Linked DNA regions of Homo sapiens: region 1 is linked to region 2. Evidence: chromatin contacts called from ENCODE Hi-C or POLR2A ChIA-PET data. All regions are on one chromosome and are shown on one strand. Each heading gives the region's core, a stretch centred on a gene start or an enhancer-like site at or near the end of the contact. The rest is flanking DNA. Distances are from core to core; before and after follow the strand shown. Region 1 overlaps SLC28A1 (solute carrier family 28 member 1). Region 2 overlaps WDR73 (WD repeat domain 73).

Region 1 (3,463 bases), core at 671-3,170, 290 kb after region 2:
CAAGCAATCCTCCTGCCTTGGCCTCCCAAAATATTAGGATTACAGGCATGAGCCATTGCATCCAGCTTCAATCACTTTAAAAATATTCTTTCCCTTTGATCCAGCTAGAAAAATTGTGATATAGGGATATTCTCACAAGTGTTCAAGAAATGCAAAATTCCAACATTTGCAAAAGCAAGAAAACTGGACAGCCTAAATGCCCAGCAGTACAGTCATAAGCTGGGTAAGTTGCCCCACACAAGGTGGTAGCATTCAGCATGAGAGTGAGGTGGCCTGTATGTGCTGATTTGGAGATTGACCCTGCCCTGCCTTCTGGCTCTCTGCCCCTGCCCCAGGCTCTCTGGATGCTGTGTGGGGGGTGGGGGGAGGGGGGGGGTGGTGGTAGGCGGTGACCAGAAAATGACCTACATTGTCCCCTTCTTTAATCCCAAATTCCACCTGTCTCTCTCATCTCTGTCCCTGGGGATGATGAGAGATGGGTGAACAAACAGCCAGCCTGCCCCTCCATCTCTCCTTCACTCCGGATGCCTGGACCACACCAATAAGCTCAGCTCTACATGCCACAGAGCTGTCTGGGCAGGGCCAGCTGTTGCGTGACTTTTCAAGAAGTCCCCTTGGGCTCAGGGGCTTTGGTTTCTGGCCTGGTACCCTCCCATCTAGAATTCTAGAGACTGTCATCTGGTTTGCACCTGTCTTGCTGAGGCCTAGAAAAGGGCTCATTAAAACTGGTGCACCCACCCACCCCACCACCAATTGTTTTTGGAAGTGTGGAGGCCAAGGGAAAATTTCCCCTACGTCCTCTGAAGGTTCACTGAAAAATCAGCTCACAAAAGGGAGATTAACAGGAGAAAGGCACACAAATTTATTTAATGCATACACACGGGGGCCTTCAGAAGGAAGACCCAAAGATACAGGGAAAATTGTCCATTTTTACGCTCAGGTTCAACAAAGTATGGATAGCCACATAGAAATAGAATTGGACAAACAGAGTGTGATCTAATACTAATCGACTGAGTGGAGGAAAAACAGCAAAGCCTGTCTGTGTAGACTCTTCTTGGGCTCTCTGAGCATTTTTTCCTTCTGGGTATGGGGCAAGATCCTCTCTGGAAGGGGGGGTCTTATGACCTACACTCAAACAAAGTAGGTCAGATAATTTCTTTATTGCCACTTTTTACCCAGAAAGGCAGAGGGAAGTTAAAGCAATGTTTTTAGGCTTTATGGCTGGCTTTGGGGAAAAGGGCTTCTGGTCTCCGTGCCCTGCCTTGGAGAAGGGGAATTCTAGTTTTTATGGCTAGCCTTGAAGGAGAATTGGACTGATAAATGGGAGGGCAGGACAGAAAAACTTCTTCTGAGGCTACTTCTGAGCCCTTTATTCTAGGTTTTGTTTTAAGAGTCCCAGCAGAAGGAATTTGATATTTCAAAAATGGAAACCCAAAACTTTGTTCCTGAAACTTTTTTTCATGGCAGGATATTGGGGGAGGGGGATGCCATAATATTTTCAGAACTTAGGGCTTTAAATGTCTTAACCTTGTTCTGGTCCCCTTAGACAACGAAAAGAATAACGCTGGTGTTCCTCCTAGTCATTACTTAGAACTTAAACACTGGAAGAATGCTCGCCCATTTCCACAATCTGGCTTAAAACTCAGCCCTCTTTTCTTCCCTTTCTCAGGCAAAAGTCCAGGCCCAGCCCTGGGCAGTCTGGCTTCCCCATTGACAGGGCCTGGGTACCCACTTCCCTTTAGCTGCACAGAATGGGCAGAGGCAGCCAGGATCATCCCTAGGTGCCCTTGAGCCTCCATTTTACAGTCTCTGGTTTGAAAGCCCCAGACTACAACTATAGCTGGCCCAGAGGAAAAGCACCTAACAAACAAACCTTCCTTCCCTTCAATCTCTGGGTCTGCCCCAGTCTTTTCTCCAGAGCAGCTCTCTTTTGCCCCCACCTGGCTCATGACAGTCACTGCACCAGCCCTGTACTGCACGCCCTCTAACTTCCTTCCCCAGTCAGTTCCTCAGTATCTTTGGCTCTGCCCTCAGCCTCTGAATCCCAGAAAGGTCTCTCTTGCCCTTTCCTTCAAGCTCCCAGGTTCGTTCGTTCTTTCTTTCTTTCTTTCTTTCTTTCTTTCTTTCTTTCTTTCTTTCTTTCTTTCTTTCTTTCTTTCTTTCTTTCTTTTCTTTCTTTCTTTTCTTTCTTTCTTTCTTTTTTTTTGAGACAGAGTCTCCCTCTGTCGCCCAGGCTGGAGTGCAGTGGCTCAATCTCGGCTCACTACAACCTCCACCTCCCAGGTTCAAGCAATTCTCCTGCCTCAGCCTCCCAAGTAGCTGGGATTACAGGCATGCGCCACCAACCCAGCTAATTTGTGTATTTTTAGTAGAGACAGGGTTTCACCATGTTGGCCAGGCTGGCCTTGAACTCCTCACCTCAGGTGATCCACCCGCCTCGGCCTCCCAAACTGCTGGGATTACAGGCATGAGCCACTGCGCCCAGCCTCCAAGCTCCCAGATTCTTAAAACCACTTTGTTGCTCAATCTCTGGCTCCCTTCTCCGCACATCCCTCCTATTGCTAATATCTGGATATTTCTAGATCTCCACGGTCCAGTACAGTAGCCACCAAACACACATAGCTATTGAGCACTTGAAATGAGGCTAGTCGTATTGAAAAACTTTTAAGATGTTTTATTAATTTTAAATTTTTATTTTGTCATCCATATTGATAGTTTTATATTGATTACATGGGTGGAAAGAAAATATTTTGGATATATTGAGTTAAATAAGACATTATTAAAATTAATTTAACCTATTTCTTTTTCCTTTTTAAAATGTGGCTATGGCCGGGCGCGGTGGCTCACACCTGTAATTCCAGCACTTTGGGAGGCCGAGGCGGGTGGATCACCTGAGGTCAGGAGTTCAAGACCAGCCTGGGCAACATGGAGAAACCCTGTCTCTACAAAAATACAAAAATTAGCCAGGTATGATGTCAGGTGCCTGTAACCCCAGCTACTCAGGAGTCTGAGGTGGGAGAATTGCTTGAACCCGGGAGGCAGAGGTTGCAGTGAGCCGAGATCGCCCCATTGCACTCCAGCCTGAGCAACACAGCAAGACTCTGTTTCAAAAAAAAAAAAAAAAATGTGGCTTCTAGGCTGGGTGCAGTGGCTCATGCCTGTCATTTCAGTACTTTGGGAGGCCAAGGCAGGAGGATGGCTGAGACCAGGAGCTTGAGACCAGCATGGGCAACATAGGGAGACCCCTATCTCCACAAAAAATTTAAAAAATAAAAAATTACTTGGGCATGGTGGCACACATCTATAGTCCCAGGTACTGGGGAGGCTGAAGTGGGAGGATCACTTGAGCCCAGGAGGTCAAGGCTATAGTGAGCCATGATCATGCCATTACACTCCAGCCTGGGTGACAGAGCGAGACCCTTTGGGTCAGAGAGAGAAGGGTTATGGGCAGGCGTGGGCCCTG
Region 2 (3,204 bases), core at 455-2,954:
ATGGTGGCAGGCACCTGTAGTCCCAGCTACTCAGAAGGCTGAGGTGGGAGGATCACCTGAGCCCAGGAGGTTAAGGCTGCGGTAAGCCAAGGTCACGCCACTGCACTCCAGCCTGGGCGACAGATCGAGGCCCTGTCTCAAAAAAACAAAAAGCAAACAAAAAACCTGAAAAACAAAATCATAAAACCCTGACAGTCAGTACCTAGATGGATATGGAGGGGAAAACCTAAAACTTTCATTTTAGAAACGTTTCATTTTGGCTGGGCATGGTGGCTCACGCCTGTAATCCCAGCACTTTGGGAGGCAGAGGCGGGCGGATCATGAGGTCAGGAGATCGAGACCATCCTGGCTAACACAGTGAAACCCCGTCTCTACTAAAAATACAAAAAATTAGCCGGGTGTGGTGGTGGGCACCTGTAGTCCCAGCTACTCAGGAGGCTGAGGCAGGAGAATGGCCTGAACCTGGGAGGCGGAGCTTGCAGTGAGCTGAGATTGTGCCACTGCACTCCAGCCTGGGCGACAGAGTGAGACTCCGTCTCAAAAAAAAAAAAAAAAAGAAATGTTTCATTTTGGTTTTTCACCAACCTTCCTTTGATAGGACAAAGCAGATACTAAGAGGGGGAGGAAAGGCTGTTCTGTGTCTGAACCCAGTTGGGCTAGTCCCCAAGAGGAGCTGAGAGCCATGTACTCTAATGCCTCCCTTTTCTTCCCCCAGCCCTGCCTGATGTGGCTCTGGGAATTCCTGCAGAGAAGAGCAGGGGTGGCCAGGAGATAGTGAGCAGCTCCCAGGTGAGTCAGCCATTTCTCTTATATAGATCACCTTTTCTCTCTCTCTTTTTTTTTTAATAGAAATATAACTCTTGAGGCACAGCTCAGTTTTCTCCTTTTGGGAAAACGATTAAGTCATTTGTCTTTACAGATTATATTTCTTTTTTTTTAAATTTTCTCTTTTTATTATACTTTAAGTTCTGGGGTACATGTGCAGAACATGCAGGTTTGTTACATAGGTACACACGTGCCATGGTGGTTTGCTGCACCCACCAACCCATCGTCTACATTAGGTATTTCTCCTAATGCTCTCCCTCCCCTAGCCCCCAATCCCCCTCAGGTCACCTTTTACTACCCAAGTGGGGCTCCTGCAACCAACTCTCTTGCCGCTCAGAAATTCCAAAAGAATTTTACCCAGCAGGGAGGCCCAGTAACTTTACAATTTAGGCTCCAAAATTTCATCAGCCTGCAAAAGGTTGCCCAAATCTCCTTACCCATATGAGGCCAGTGCCATGGCTGTGGTAATGAGGGATTGCATTAAAATTATTCTTTTCTTTGACCCTGAAATCATCAGATTCTACTGATCTGCTTGTTTGCCTTAAAGATACTGGTTACTTCATTCTGTGTCGGGATCTTGCTCACATGGCATGCAGTACTGTGTAGTGGAGGAAAAAAAACAAAAACCAAAAGCTTCAGAGTCCAACAGCCTTGAGTTGAATTCCCAGCCATACCCTGGACTTGCTGTGTAACTCTGGGCAAGTCTGAGAAGCTTCTGGCTCAGTGCATAATGTCAGCTTGTTTCTTTTCTGTCTCCTCCTGCCCGCTTGATTGCATTTAAAAGCCAAAATAATCACTGTTTCATTTCTTCTGTTGTGTCACTTGCCCTGACTCAGGCATTAGAGAGGCATTTTGTTCTGAGGCCATGTGTTTTGAGAAGGGGTGTTGTTTCCTCAGGAGCTAGTGACACCTGGTGATTCGGCTGTGTATATCTCCTAGGAGGCATGGAGGGATCCAGAACCTGGACTGAAGAACCACCTAGAAATAACTCAGCAGAATTCTGAAAATGAGGTCACGCTGGGTAAGAATGCCTTTTTTTTTTTTTCATAGTCAAAGTTAGCTATGGAGTTTCTGTAGTATTCACTACTCCAGACCTTTTTCAAGTTGAATTTTTTTTCTTTTTCCCTATGTCTGTTCTTACGTATTTTTTTTAAACTTTTATTTCAGTAGTGTTTGGGGAACAAGTAGTGTTTGGTTGCATGGAAAAGTTCTTCAGTGGTGATTTCTGAGATTTTGGTGCACCCATCACCCAAGGGTAGTCTTTTTTATCCATCAAGTCTGTACCCAATGTGTAGTCTTTGTTTTTTTCTTTTTTTTTTTTTTGAGACTGAGTCTCATTCTATCACCCAGGCTGGAGTGGAGTGGTATGATCTTGACTCACTGCAACATCTGCCTCCCGGGTTCAAGTGATTCTCCTGCCTCAGCCTCCTGAGTCGCTGGGATTACAGAGATGTGCCACCACGCCCAGCTAATTTTTGTATTTTTTTTTTTTTTTTTTGGCAGAGATGGGGTTTCACCATGTTGGCCAGGCTGGTCTTGAACTCCTGACCTTAAGTAATCTGCCTGCCTCGGCCTCCCAAAGTGCTGGGATTACAGGCCTGAGCCACCACGGGGCCCCAGTGTGCAGTCTTTTATCCCCTCAGTCTGTACCCAGTGTGTAGTCTTTTATCCCTCACCCCCCTGCTCCCACCCTTTCCCCCTGGGTTGAATATTTCAAATCTATTTCTTCCTTAAATCTTACTCAAAGGAAATCCAATACCATAGTCAGTTTCACCAAGGATGAATTTCTTGACCCAGAAAGGAAAGCTCATTTTAGGGAGATGGTCAGTTTAGGTATGTGTCTGAATTTTATTTAAGATAGATGAACGTGGATATATAGTTATGCATTTGGGCCTGAATTTTTTTTTCTAGTTGTTCTTTTCACTGAGCTTTCCCAAGAATCCCCCCAGAATTAAAAAAAAAAAATTACTATCTCCTCTCCCTGGCATATAAAATGGTTGGGATTAGATTTACCAAACCATTACATCTCCCTTTTGTCTGCCTGCAAACAGATTTTCCAATCCATAGGCCCAAAGTGAACTCCCACGTGGAGTAGGATGAAAACCCACAGCATCTAGATCTTCAAATTCTGGAGAAAAAGAGAGTGTGAAAGACTGCTCAGTGGCTGGGGTGAGAGTCAAGTCTGGCCAGGTGCTAATCTGGAGAAAAGCCAAGACCTGGAGCGAGCTGGAGTGGCAGGCCCTGGAGGATGAGAAGGTGGCAGGAGTGCACTGGGGATACAAAGAAACCAAGATTTTTCTGGGAATTCTCAGAGGCCTGGATCCACGAAAAACTCCGCACCTGCCATCGAAACCACCAGGTGTACCGGATTATGGCTGA

What was found. Hi-C counts contacts between places; a loop is a spot of excess contacts on that map. ChIA-PET counts read pairs that join two places held with the same protein, here RNA polymerase II (POLR2A). Pooled maps may share reads with other maps.
Region 1: a loop to region 2 is called in a pooled map, with 5 times the contacts of the local background. The contact joins two enhancer-like sites. A Hi-C loop is called at or near these places in 12 of 50 pooled maps. POLR2A ChIA-PET finds 5 or more read pairs at or near these places in 7 of 52 experiments (AG04449, CD8-positive, alpha-beta T cell, HEK293T and 4 more).

Annotation. Positions count from the first base shown.
Region 1 is chr15:84,926,436-84,929,898 of GRCh38, forward strand. The region is part of intron 12 of SLC28A1 (solute carrier family 28 member 1); the gene reads left to right. Among named protein-coding and RNA genes, the nearest start is that of SLC28A1, 44 kb to the left of the region's middle. RefSeq lists an enhancer at 1,632-1,691. Within about 2 kb of position 1,921, at least 21 of the 41 ENCODE cell types and tissues checked have a DNase peak (open chromatin) inside an H3K27ac peak, as active enhancers do.
Region 2 is chr15:84,636,632-84,639,835 of GRCh38, forward strand. It overlaps WDR73 (WD repeat domain 73), which reads right to left. Exons shown (of 8, transcript NM_032856.5): 8 at 2,654-3,204. It also overlaps the pseudogene SCAND2P. Among named protein-coding and RNA genes, the nearest start is that of WDR73, 16 kb to the right of the region's middle. Within about 2 kb of position 1,705, at least 2 of the 41 ENCODE cell types and tissues checked have a DNase peak (open chromatin) inside an H3K27ac peak, as active enhancers do.